Regions from separate parts of the Mus musculus genome. Here region 2 is linked to region 1. The links are chromatin contacts, found by Hi-C or POLR2A ChIA-PET in ENCODE. All regions are on one chromosome and are shown on one strand. The core of a region is the stretch at or near the end of the contact, and the rest is flanking DNA. Distances in the headings are between cores, read along the strand shown. Region 1 holds the start of Pom121 (nuclear pore membrane protein 121). Region 2 overlaps Hip1 (huntingtin interacting protein 1).

Region 1 (6,539 bases), core at 773-3,272:
CTTGACTCACTTTGCCGTTTTGTTAACAATTTTCTTAAAAAAAAAAAAAAAAAGATTTATTTACTTATGTGAGCACATTGTTGCTGTCTCCAGACACACCAGAAGAGGTCATCAGATCCCATTGCATATGGTTGTGAGCTACTACCATGTGGATGCTGGGAACTGAACTCAGGACCTCTAGAAAAGCAGTCAGTGCTCTTAACCTCTGAGCCATCTCTCTAGCCCTAACTACGATTTTCAAAGGACAAGTACAAGCGTCGGGTAGCCTGGTCGTGTGTCCTTTAGGCAGTGCTTCAGTGAGACCATAAGGCCAGTGGTTCTCAACTTGTGGGTACTGACCCCTCCACCCCAAGACCATCGAGAAAACATCATCTACACTACAAATCATAACGGTAGCAAAATTACACTTAGGAGGTAGCTTTATAGTTTGGGGGTTGGGGGATGTCACCACAACATAAAGAACTGAATAAAACGGTTAAAGCATTAGGAAGGTTGAGAACCACTGCATAAAACCAAGGTGGACAGATAAGGCTGTGTGTGTTTGTGCTTTAATGGATAAGCCTGGGACTGCCCTCTAGTGGCCGATACACAACAAACCCCTACTGGATTACACCTCAGAAACTAAGAATGGCACTGAGCAGGACCACCCTGTTTCTTAACTATCACCAGTGCCCACTGTACTCACTGTCATTTACCAGTTCAGCTAGTTTTATTAACAATATGCATCGTCTCTAAACTCTAATCCCTGCCTCTCCCCGCTTCTCCCTCATCCATCTAGCCTTCCCTCCCCAAGTCTAGTCTTATCTTACTCTTGATTGTGGAGGAATAGCTCTCAGTCTATCATCCTCAAAAAAAGAAGAAACAAACAAAAGGAGGAACGGAGGGAAGGATGGAAAGGGGGGAAATATGGACTGGGAAGATGGTTCCATTGGTACAGGGCTTGCTGAGCAAGCTTGCTTGAGCACAGTAGGAGCCCCTGTAATCCCAAGCACTGAGGTAGGCACAAAAAGATTTTGGGTCTTTTTGGCCAGCCAGCCTAGCCAGGTTGGTGAGCTCTGGGTTTAGTGAGAGACCCTGTGTCAAAGAATAATGTGCAGTGTAATTGAGAAAGACTTGCTGGGCGGTGGTGGTGCACGCCTTTAATCCCAGCACTTGGGAGGCAGAGGCAGGTGGATTTCTGAGTTCCAGGCCAGCCTGGTCTACAGAGTGAGTTCCAGGACAGCCAGGTCTATACAGAGAAACCCTGTCTCGAGAAACAACAACAAAGAAAAGAAAAAAAGGAGATTGAAAGACACTTGCCGTTGACCCTCAACCTCCACGCAAGTGTAAGATGTGATGGTGTGAATGTAATCCCAGCATACATTCAAGCAAAACACACATTTTAAAAAATTATTTTGAGACAGGGTCTCACTGTGTTGCTCCAGCAGGCCTGGAACTGACCTCGCTGCGATAAACAGTGAGCCTCCACACAGGGCCTGATTGGCCTTTTCCAATACAGGGTCTGACTGATCGGGTTTTATTTTGTTTTAGACGGGGAGGGTCTCACTAAGTAGCCCAGGTTGACTTAGAACTCGGGATCCTCCTGCCTTCACCTCCCAAATGCCGGGATTACAGGCGCGTGCCACCCATCTCCGTTCTGTGCCTTGATTTCTAACATCACTCCTCTGCAGTCCAGGAGCGTCAGGGAAACCTCCAGCGTCAAAAACCGGGCTGTACTTTTCTTCTTTTCTTTCTTTCTTTTTTTTTTTTTTTAAGTTTTGCTGTTTTGAGACAGGCTTTATGTCTCCATGTCGCGCTGGAACTGTCTTTGTGAACCAGGCTGGACTCAAACTCACGGAACTCCTCTTGCCTCCGCCTCCCGCGTTCTGAGAGGCAAGGCGTGCACCGATCCGCCTACCTAAGCTGTAATTTTTCAAACTAGGGCTCTCGCGCCGTGCTCCGCACGCGGCGGCGGTTTCCCCTTTCCACCCGGCGCGCCGCGTCGACGACAGTGACGTCGGCGGCGGCGCGCGGCGCGGTGTACCCTGGGATATTTAAGTCCGCTCCGCGGCGCGGAGCCGCGATGTCTCCGGCGGCTGCGGCGGCTGACGGAGGCGAGCGGCGGCGGCCCCCGTTGGGCGGACGGGAAGGCCGGAGCCGGGCCCGCGGCTACGGAGGACCGGCGGGTGCTGCGGCCCTCGGCCTAGCGCTGCTCGGCCTCGCGCTCTACCTGGTGCCCGCGGCGGCCGCGCTGGCCTGGCTGGCCGTGGGGGCGAGCGCGGCCTGGTGGGGCCTGAGCCGAGAACCCCGCGGCCCGAGGGCCCTGTCGTCCTTCGTGCGCGACGCGCGCCGTCACCCGCGGCCAGCTCTCACCGCTTCACCGCCTCCGGCCAAGTCACCAGTCAACGGTAGCCTCTGCGAACCCCGCAGCCCGCTGGGAGGCCCCGACCCGGCTGAGCTCTTACTCATGGGCAGCTACCTGGGCAAGCCCGGCCCGCCCGAGCCTGCCCTCCGGCAGGACCCAAGGGAGAGGCCGGGGCGCCGCCCACCCGCACGCTCCCCGCCTCCGGCCTCGGCGGTCCAGCGAGTCCACCACGTCTACCCCGCGCTCCCCACCCCGCTTTTGCGACCCTCCCGGAGGCCGCCCCACCGGTAAGCCCCGGCGATCTTCCCAGGGTGGGGTCTCTGCGGCCGCGGATTTGACGTAGGGCTCAACCTGTAAATCGGATTTAACTCACCTCCCCTTTTTCTTTTCTTTGCCTTTTCCCTTTCTTTTTATCTCTACGCCCTTCCCTCCCTTTTCCCATTACTCTCTTTTCTCTTTATTTTTTTTCTTTTTCTTTTTTTTTTTTTTTAAGAGAGGGTATTTGATGGCATAGGCTGTCTAATCTCAACCCCGTTCTTTGGCTGAGCCTGTCCTTGAACTCATCCTCCTGCCTCGTCTTCTGAGCGAGTTCACTGATAGGATTACAGGTTTGCACCAGGTTGTATGCTGTGCTGGGATAGAACCCACAGCTTCAGTCATAGCAGGCAAGCTTGCCCTCTACCTATTCCCCAGCCTTTGGGTTTTTGTTCCCCCCCCCCCCCCCCCCGGAGACAGGATCTCATGTATCTGAGCTGTCCCTTGAACTCATGAGGGTGACTTTGGATTGCTGACCCTCCTGCCTTCACCTACTAAATGCTGGGATTACCGGTGTGCTCCACTACACTCAACCCGGATTCTGGATAAAAGCATTTTTTTCTTTTTAAATTGCATATTCACAGGGAGATGAGAGGATAGCTTGCTGGAGTCCTTTTTCTCTTTCCACGTGAATTTGAGGTTGATCTTGGGTCTCCAGCTTGGCAGCAAGCTCCTTCACAAGACGTTTCACTGGCCTTGATAAGTCTGCTTAGTTGAGGTGGTGAATACCTGTTAATGTTTGGTTTTTGCTGTGTATTGGTGGTTAGTTGGGGGAAAGGAAAAAAAAAAAAACTATTCCTACACATCCCAACTGCATGTGCTTTTCTTCTGAAGTACCCATGTGGGCAAGGTTTCCAGTTTCCCTCTTAATTTGATGAAGTCTGTGGTAGAGACAGCCATTAAGCAACTGATATTTTCTGCCTTTGGATGAAATGGGAGAAATGTGCCAAAAAATGCTACGTTCTCTGCTGCTTAGAGAAATTTAAAGTCTGAGCTGTTAGTGTCATAGAGTGCTTTGTCCAGCATGCACACACCCCTAGTTTCTGCTACCAGCACTGTCTAACAGAAAAATAAGAGGTTGAAAGAAGTGTTAATGCCTCTTGTTTCTGCAGTCAGTTGAATTTGGTGTTCTTTTAAGACTGTGGTTCCAGACTGGAGAGATGACACAGTGGTTACTAGCACTGGCTGCTTGCTCTTCCAGAGGTCCTGAGTTCAATTCCCAGCAACCACTTGGTGGCTCATAACCATCTGTAATGGGATCCGATGCCCTCTTCTGGTGTGTCTGAAGACAGCTACAGTGTACTCATATAAATAAAATAAATTAAAAAAAAACAAAAACAAAAACTGTGGTTCCATCAAGTGTCTGTCTCCTGTTCTCCACAGAGATTGTGGGCCTTTGTCCAGTCGGTTTGTTATAACACCCCGAAGACGATATCCCATTCAGCAAGCCCAGTATTCCTTGCTTGGGGCACTTCCAACCGTCTGCTGGAATGGTGGCCATAAGAAGGCTGTGCTGTCTCCACGGAACTCCAGGATGGTGTGCAGCCCAGTGACAGTGAGGATTGCCCCTCCAGACAGCAAGCTATTCCGCTCATCAATGTGAGTACCTGTGTGTGTGTGTGTGTGTGTGTGTGTGTGTTTGTGTATACAAACTTGTGTGTGCAAGTAACCTTCTGTACCTGTGTGGACACCACCAGAAGAAGGCCTCAGGACTCTATTGCTCTCGCTTTTTTTCCTTTCAGGCCAGAGTCTCGCTGACCCTGGGGATCATGTTTGGGTCTAGCTGTTGAAGCCCCAGCTGGCCTTTTTCCCTTGGAGCTGTGTCTCTAGGGGTATGCAGGATGCCAGAGCCATTTCTCCAGTGTGCAAGCGTGCAGGCATGCACACATTCATAGACCAGGCTGGCCTAAAATTGCCTGAGTAGCTCAAGCTGTCTGGAAACTCAGGATGATCCTCCTGCTTCTCACTGTTGGGATTAAAGGCTCACGCCACCATGCCTGACCTGTAGTCATGGTAGTTTCTACACATAGATGAGCCAAGGTCTTGCTTAGCTTCTAGTTTCCGTTCTGTTCTGTATGTGCATGGGAGTTAAAATATCCTGTCTCCAGAATCTTGTCTTTCATTATAGGTCAGAGCAGATACTCGATACAACACTGTCTTCACCATCAAGTAATGCCCCAGATCCTTGTGCAAAGGAGACTGTCCTGAACGCCCTCAAGGAGAAGAAGAAAAGAACAGTGGCGGAGGAAGACCAGCTGCACCTTGATGGCCAGGAAAACAAGAGAAGGTAACGAGCAGTCTCAGTATGGTGTTACACTGCCTTCCCGGGGGTGGGGTGGGGGCTCCAGAGAATTCAAGTGGTGGTGATTACCAGGCAGGTGTAGAGGCTGCTCCAGTCTGAGCCTTGGAGCAGCGTGGTAACAAGGCTTTAATACTGTTTACCTCTTAAAGCACGGGCTGGGTAAGTTTCAGTCCTCGTGCACGTAAACCTGCATTGGCATTTGGCTCGCCCTCCCCTCCTAGTGTTCTGAAGCAGGTTCTATTCTACAACCCGAGCTAGCCTTGAACTCTGGGCCCTTCTACCTCGAAAAGTGGGATCCTTAGCCTGTGTGACCAGCTCTCTGCCTTGGATGCTACTCTGTGAAATTTTATTCCCAAAAGTAAATGCTCAGAGATTTCCCCTCCAATTGTATGGGTCTGTTTGTTTGGTTTGGTTTTGTTGTTGTTGTTTTAGTTAAATAGCAGTAGTGTTGTTGAATGAAAGGCATAGTAGGACTGTCAGTGATGAGCAGAACCAGTTTTCTTTTTAGTATATGGGAACTTAGTGAGAATAGAGAAAGCAGCTTCCGGGGTGTGCAGAGGGAAGGTTGGAGAGGGTCATCAAGAGATACAGGACCTTTGTTTTTATGGTGGTTGTTTTGTGGTCCTCGGGAAGAGACTTAGGGCCTGCTGCATGCTATGCAAGTGTTCACTGCCAAGCCATACCCCCTGGTTCCTCAGCGGCTGTACTGCTGACCATAGACCCAGCCCTCTACCTTTTTTTTGTAGTTCAACAAATGCTTATCAAGCACCTACTGTGTGCTAGGCCCTTACTCCTCTTAGTTATGGGACTTTTCTTTTTTTTTTTAATTTGTTTTTTTTTTATTTGTTTTTGTTTCTTGTTATGGGACTTTCAAGGTAACAAGGTTTTCTATGTTCACGTACATACTTAAAGATATACATAGGGGTATGTGTGGGGTTTGGGTTGTTATTATTTATATGCTTGGTGCCCATTGAGTTCAGAAAGTTCAGAAGTTCAGAGCTCCTGAAACTGGAGTTATGGGTAAATATGAGCCTCAGTGTAGGTACTGGGAATTGATTGACCCTGGGTCCCCTGCAGAAACATCCAGTGCTCTAAACTACTGAGCTGGGGTTTTTTTCCCAGCTTTTTTTCAACTTCTGAAATTTTAAAATTACATTGTATTCACTTAATTGCCTGGGGGGGGGGGCGGTCAAGAAGGCGTACACAGTTGTCACAGAAGATATGTGGAAGCCAGAAAACAACTTGGAGGAATTGATTCTCCCCTTCTGCCATGTGGGCCAGGAAGTCATCAGGCTCAGGCTTGGTGACAATCACCCTGCTCACACTGAGCCAGCTCTCCAACCCCCACAGTGGGATGGTGTATTTGAGACGGTTTGCTGGGTAGCCCTGGCCTCCCACTTGCTACCTAGGCAGGCCGTCTCCTCTCCATGTGCCAGCACACCCTGCAAGGCTACTTAGTTAAATGGTTAGTTAACAAGGTAACAACAGATCATAAGTTTATGAGAGCAGGAAGTAGAGTGTTAGAAATGAGGAGGTCTCTTGGTGTAATGAGGAAGTGCTCTCTTAGGATGCGGTGCA
Region 2 (6,143 bases), core at 2,616-5,115, 130 kb before region 1:
AGGAGTGGCCCCTGCAGTAGCCTGTGCTGGCTGTTGTCCCTGTCCCCTGGTACTAAAGCCTTCCCTCATGTCCCCAGTAGAAATGCTCCCATCCCCCACATTCCCGTCACCTTCCACCTCTTCAGGGCTCTTTGTAGGGATGGCCTCCCATGCCTTGTGCGCTTGTCTGCCTGTGATGTGGAGTCCTTTAGGTGGCAGGCTTGTGCATATAGGACTGCTGAAGACATGCGCTTGGTTAAGGACTAACTGACTAAGCGGGAGAGAGCGTGTGGGTTTAGCGAATGAACGGGTGAATGGTTGGATGGCTGACTAAATCAATACAATAAGTCAATAAAAATAAAAGATATGAAGATGATAGTAAATAAATTGAGTGGTGCATAAATCAGTGGTGGAGCGATTGGGTAAATAGTTCCTGTCTGGATGAGTCATTGAGTGAGTGAATGAATGAAGGAATGAATGAATGAGTGATGGTGAGTGGTTAGTGTGTGAGTGAGTGAGCAAATGACTGAGCGATTACGTGAATGAGCAGTCGAGCTCATGGGTAGTGAACCAGTGCACGGTTGGTGGAATGACTGAGTGAGGGAATTAATGAATGAGTAAGTACAGCTGCTTCCCACCCGCTAGACGGTTGTCTGCCACATGACTTCTCACCCACGTGGCCACCCTACAGCATGACTCTGAAAAGGCCCCTAAAGCTTCATTATTTTCTCCACGGTCTTGGACAGCAGTCATCCATCTACAAGAAGCCATTCACCCTTTTTGTGCGCCTCCAACATCTCTGGCTTCTGAGCTGCCTGCCAGGGCCCGGGAGTTCTCCTGGCCTCTCCCCTGTCGCTGAGAACTTCTTGCCACAGGAAATTGGGCTTATTTTGAGGGCCAAATAGTCTCTAAATATAGCTTCCCGGCGCAGATATTTAAAGAGCGGTGCCGATGGTGTTATGTCTGCCAGAGAAGGGAAAAGACAACTTTACAATCCCTGGTGAGGGAAAGCAGAGCCATACCAGCTTTTCTCAGGAGCAGAGCCAGGACCAGGTGTCAAAGTTTTAATTACACAAGTCCCAGGTGCTCTCCAAGGTCTGTCACCAGCCCAGGGCTTGAAGTTTAGATTTCTGTTTCCAGGCAATCATGTCTTGATCGCTCCTACTGTCTCTGTTTAAAAATACCTCAGGAGCTGGGCATGGGTGTGAGCGCATGCCTGCCATCCCAGCACTCATGATGCAGGAGGATCACAAATCCAAGGCTAGCCTGGGCTACATGGACTACTCCATCTCAAACAAAAGGTCTAAGCATAAGACCCCCACTCCTGTCTTGGAATGTGGTGAGCCAGGCATCCTCCCTGTCAACCTCAGGGGAGCCATGCTGTGGGTGACTCCAGGCAACACATGGGGAGAGCTCGCCTTGAATAATCCCTTTGCCAACCTCTCTCCCCTTCTGTCTCCCTCTTCCTTCCCCCCTCTATCCCATTCTCAAGAGCAAGTGGTGAGGGACAGGGCCCTGGACTCTTTCTGGGGGAAAAGGAAACTGCCAAGTGTAGAAAGCAGGGAACAACCAGTCCATGCCTAAGAGAGAGAGAGAGAGAGAGAGAGAGAGAGAGAGAGAGAGAGAGAGAGAGGAAGAGACAGAGACAGAGACAGAGAGTTCAGCCCTGAAATACCACTCATGCATGGAAGCCTGAGCCCCCCTCCTGGCAGACAGCCCCCACCTGCTCTTTCCCCTCTTCTCTTCATTTTGGGCTACTGGGCAGACAGAATGACCATAAGAAAGTCTGACCTTTTTGGGCTAATGTTGTTTTTGTATCTCAAGTGTTCTTCTAAACTAAAAATAGAACTCTCAGAGAGGGGGAGTTTTAAACCTCTTTGGGGGCTGAATTTATGTCTCCGTTGGGACAAAAATAAAAACAAGCACCTTTTTCTGTACCAAGTGCTGACATAGTGAACATTCTTGTCTCTGTGTTTGTAGCGTATATTTCACCATCTTTCCCTCTGTGGTAATCAAGAGACTGGCATATGTTACTTTTCTCACAACTGTGAGAAAATGCCTGGCAAAAGCAACCTCAGAAGGGAAGGGTTTGCTGGATGGGGTGGCACACACTTTTAATCCTGGCACTAACAGGGTTAGAGGCAGGCAGATCTTTGTGAGTTCAAGTCCATAGCAAGCTCTAGCATAGCCAGGGCTACTAATAGAGAGACCCTGTTTCCAAGAAAAGGAAGAAGAGGAAGAAAGAAAGAAAAAGGAAGGAAGAAAAGAAGTGTTTGTTTCGACTCACAGTTCCTCGGTACAGCACCCTAGGGTGGGGAGAACATGGCGGAGCGTGAGATGGCTGGTCACATGGCAACCACGGTCAGGAAGCTCAGGAAGCAGAGAGGAGAGAGAGAGATGGCTGCTGGAGTTCAGCCTGCCTTCTATTTATTTAGTAAAGGCCTCCAGCCTAGGGAATGGTGGCGCCCACATTAGGGTGGGTCTTGCCATTTCATTTACCCCATTTGAAGAGTTCCTCACAGCTGTGCCTGAAGGTTTGTCCCTTGGATGATTCTTGAGCCTGTCAAGGGGACAACAACATAAACCACCACAGCATACAAACAGCTGTAGCTTTTGTCTCGCTTTGTTTTGTTTTTTTTAAAGAGACAAGTTCACACACACTTTGTTTTTTTTTCAGAGTTTCACTGTGTAGCCCTGGCTGTCCTGGAACTCACTCTGTAGACCAGGCTGGTACTGAACTCAGAGATCCTCCTGTCTCTGCTTCCCAAATGTTGGGATAAAAGGCATGCGCCACCACTGCCTGGCAAGTTCTCACACTCTTAATATTCATTGGCTTGAAACTCACTGTTCTAACCCAGACTGACATCATATTCACAGTGATCCCGTCTCAGCTTCCTGAGTGCTAGGATTATAAGTGTGTACAACATGGCTACAAAAAATGTAATGATGATTATTGGTATTTTAGAAAATTATTCAAGAAAAAGCTCAAACATAACCACAATAACAACCTTCCTCCCCCCCCCCCAAATGCCCAAAACAACAACAAACACCTTTCCATGCTGGGGCAGCAAGATGGAGGTAGATAGGGCACCTGCCTAGAATCCCCCAGGGAGGGGCTGGGGGCGTGGCTCAGTGGTAGAGCCCCTGCCTAGAATCCCCCAGGGAGGGACTGAGGGTGTGGGTCAGCAGTACAGCACTTGTCCAGTGTATGTGTCCTTGATTTCATCCCCAGCCTGGTAAATCATCCCAAAATGGCAATTTTTCTCATTCCCTAGGTGAGGCAGCAGCTATTGTCTTTCTTTAGGGCTGGAATATTCATGTCCCCAATGAGGGATAATCTAGGGTTCTCTTTGCCAAGGTGCCTGTAATCCCGTAAGCCCTTCTGGTTGGTTTTGCTGTTGTCTTTCCCCTGTGGCTACGTTCTTGGTACCATGTTCTGATCACCATGTCAATCAATCAGCGGATAACATTTTTAGGGCTTGCTGTGCCAGGCGCGGAATGAGTTGCTCCACTCAGGGAGGCTGTCTGGTCCCTTGAGGGTGGGACCTGTCATCTTGTTGTCTTCTTTGCTTGTGCTACTGAGATCCACTGAAGTTGGAATGAGTGAGGTCTTTGGAATGTCAGCATGCCCTCCCCGGCGCTCACTATTGAGCCAGATAGGTCTGCAGAGCCAGACGCTGGAGCCGGGGATGAATCACACTTGATTGCAGAGTTCAAGTTACTTTTGGAGCAGAGGAGGCTGGGATGTGAATGATGAAATGATAAATAGGGGCTGAGTGGCTGAGTGGTCAAGGCTCAGCCTTCTGTAACCACAACATCAAGGGATGCCTAAAAATAGTAGAAAGAGCCCAGGGAGGCGGGATTAATCATCTCCAGCTACTTGTGAGAGTACTTGGAACTGTACAGTGCCTCTCAGCTTCAGAGAAGTCACAGGGAGCCAGCAGCAGTGACAGGTGGGATTGGAAGGACCAGGCTCGAGCTAAAGAGAAGCTGGGGAAGTGACCATGCCACTGCAAAAGTCCCAGACGGCGTTGTGTCCTGGGGGCTGGAATGTTTTGTGGGTTTGTTTTGTTTGACTCACGCACTGGGCTTTTTATTTATTTATTTTTAAATTTTGTTTTGTTTTGTTTTAAACTAGAGCTTAAATGGCTTTGTATGGAGAACTCAGCTATATCCCTCGCCCTGGTCCTTGCCCTCCCATTTGACGCTGACCTTTTGTGCATTGAATGACAGAATCCAGACCTTGTTGTGTGAAATGAAACCCCAGAATGCATGGGGAAAAAAAGTGAGACTTAATGAGCGAGTTCACTGTAAGGAATACAAGAGGTGGGAACTAGGTGTGTGAAGGTCAGAAATACGGATGTAGATGAAGATGCAGTGTTGGCCATCTTGAAAGTGTACCAGGAAGGGTAGAGTGTGGTGTGATGCGCCGCAATTGTTATCCCAGAACTTAAGAGCCTGAGCTCCATCTCCAGGTCCCACAGAAGAAGGAAAGAATCAGCTCCTGCAAGTTTTACACACACACACACACACACACACACACACACACGCGCGCGCACGCGCACGCGCACACGCACAGGCGCACACGCACACACACACGCACACGCACACACACGCACACACACGCGCACGCGCACGCGCACACGCACAGGCGCACAGGCGCACAGGCGCACACGCACACGCACACGCACACGCACACACACACACACACACACATTTATGTGAAGACAATTATAAACCAGATGGTGGTGTTGCACACCTTTAGTTCCATCTCTTGAGAGGCAGAATGTTTGAGGCCAGCCTGGTCTATAGAATGGGTTCCAGGACAGCCAGGGGTACACGGAGAAAACTTGTCTTAAAAAAACAAAACAGGAAGAAAAGAAAAGAGAAGAGAAGAGAAGAGAAGAGAAGAGAAGAGAAGAGAAGAGAAAAGAGAAGAAAAGAAGAGAGAAGAAAAGAACACTATAAACCCCTTCTTTAAGATAGAGTCTCACACAGCTCAGGCTAGCCTTGAACTCACTATGGAACTGAAGCTAACCTAGTCCTCTTGATGCCCCATTTCAATCCCCCAGTGCTAGGATGACACGAATGTGTCTCTACAATCTAGCTAAAACTTTCTGAAAATGATTTCAGCATGGAGGTCCATGCTGTGCTAAACACCAGAGTGGTGTTTGGTTTGGTTTGGTTTGGTTTGGTTTGGTTTGGTTTGGTTTGGTTTGGTTTTTTGAGATAGGCTACAGCTAGATGTAGCCCTGGCTGTCCTGGAACTCACTCTGTAGACCAGGCTGACCTTGAACTCAGAAATCTGCCTGCCTGCTTCTGCCTCCCAAGTGCTGGGATTAAAGGCCTGTGCCACCACTGCCCGGCCAAAGTGTTTGTTTGTGGGAGAGAAAGGTTGGGTGGGCAGGGGCAGGGGAACATGCAGAGAAGGGAGATGTATAACAAATGTGTCCTTGACATGGTGGCAGAAGAGAGAGTTCCCTCAAGATGCCACACACAGCCCCATCTATCCTTCTCTGCCTCACTGGGTCAGTGAAAAAATAAGCTACATTTTAAAAAAATTCTTAACATTTATTAGCCAGGCATTATGGCACATGCCTTTAATCCTAGCACTTGAGACGCAGAGGCAGGCAGATCTCTGTGGGGCTAGCCTGATCTACAAAATCTAGAACAGGCAGGGTTGAGTAGAGAGAATATGTCTCAATTTTTTAAAAATTTATTTTGCATATATGGATGTTTTGCCTGCATATATACATACATACACACATACACTGTACAACATATATGCCTGGTACCCACAGAGATTAGATAAGAGCATTGGGTGCTCTGAAACTGGCATTACAAATGGTTGTGAGCCACCATCTTGCCAAGAATCCCTGGGTCTTCTACAAGAGCAGCAAGTGCTCTTAGCTGCTGACTCATCTCTCCAGCCCAATAAGCTATTTTAAATAGTTTATGTGTATTATGTGTAAACACACGTATTTACAAATGTGCGGATGCACATGCGCCATTAAGCAGCTGTGGAGGTTTGAGAACATCTGCATGGAGTTGGCTCTCTTTCCACCTTTGCCTGGGATCCGAATATTGAACTCAAGTCATCAGGCTTATGTGGTGAGCACCTTTACCTCCTACGCCATCTTGCCAGCCCCCAGAACACATTTTTT

What was found. Hi-C counts contacts between places; a loop is a spot of excess contacts on that map. ChIA-PET counts read pairs that join two places held with the same protein, here RNA polymerase II (POLR2A).
Region 2: POLR2A ChIA-PET joins it to region 1 with 10 read pairs in Patski. The contact joins the enhancer-like site here to the promoter of Pom121 in region 1. A Hi-C loop is called at or near these places in 1 of 37 maps with a recorded cell type or tissue (left cerebral cortex). POLR2A ChIA-PET finds 5 or more read pairs at or near these places in 1 of 5 experiments (Patski).

What each region holds. Positions count from the first base shown.
Region 1 is chr5:135,390,029-135,396,567 of GRCm38, reverse strand. Pom121 (nuclear pore membrane protein 121) reads left to right here and starts at 2,022. Exons shown (of 13, transcript NM_148932.2): 1 at 2,022-2,631; 2 at 4,043-4,258; 3 at 4,788-4,946. The coding sequence starts at 2,063.
Region 2 is chr5:135,520,098-135,526,240 of GRCm38, reverse strand. All of the region lies in intron 1 of Hip1 (huntingtin interacting protein 1), which reads left to right. Among named protein-coding and RNA genes, the nearest start is that of Gm52790, 13 kb to the left of the region's middle. Within about 2 kb of position 3,865, at least 1 of the 3 ENCODE cell types and tissues checked has a DNase peak (open chromatin) inside an H3K27ac peak, as active enhancers do.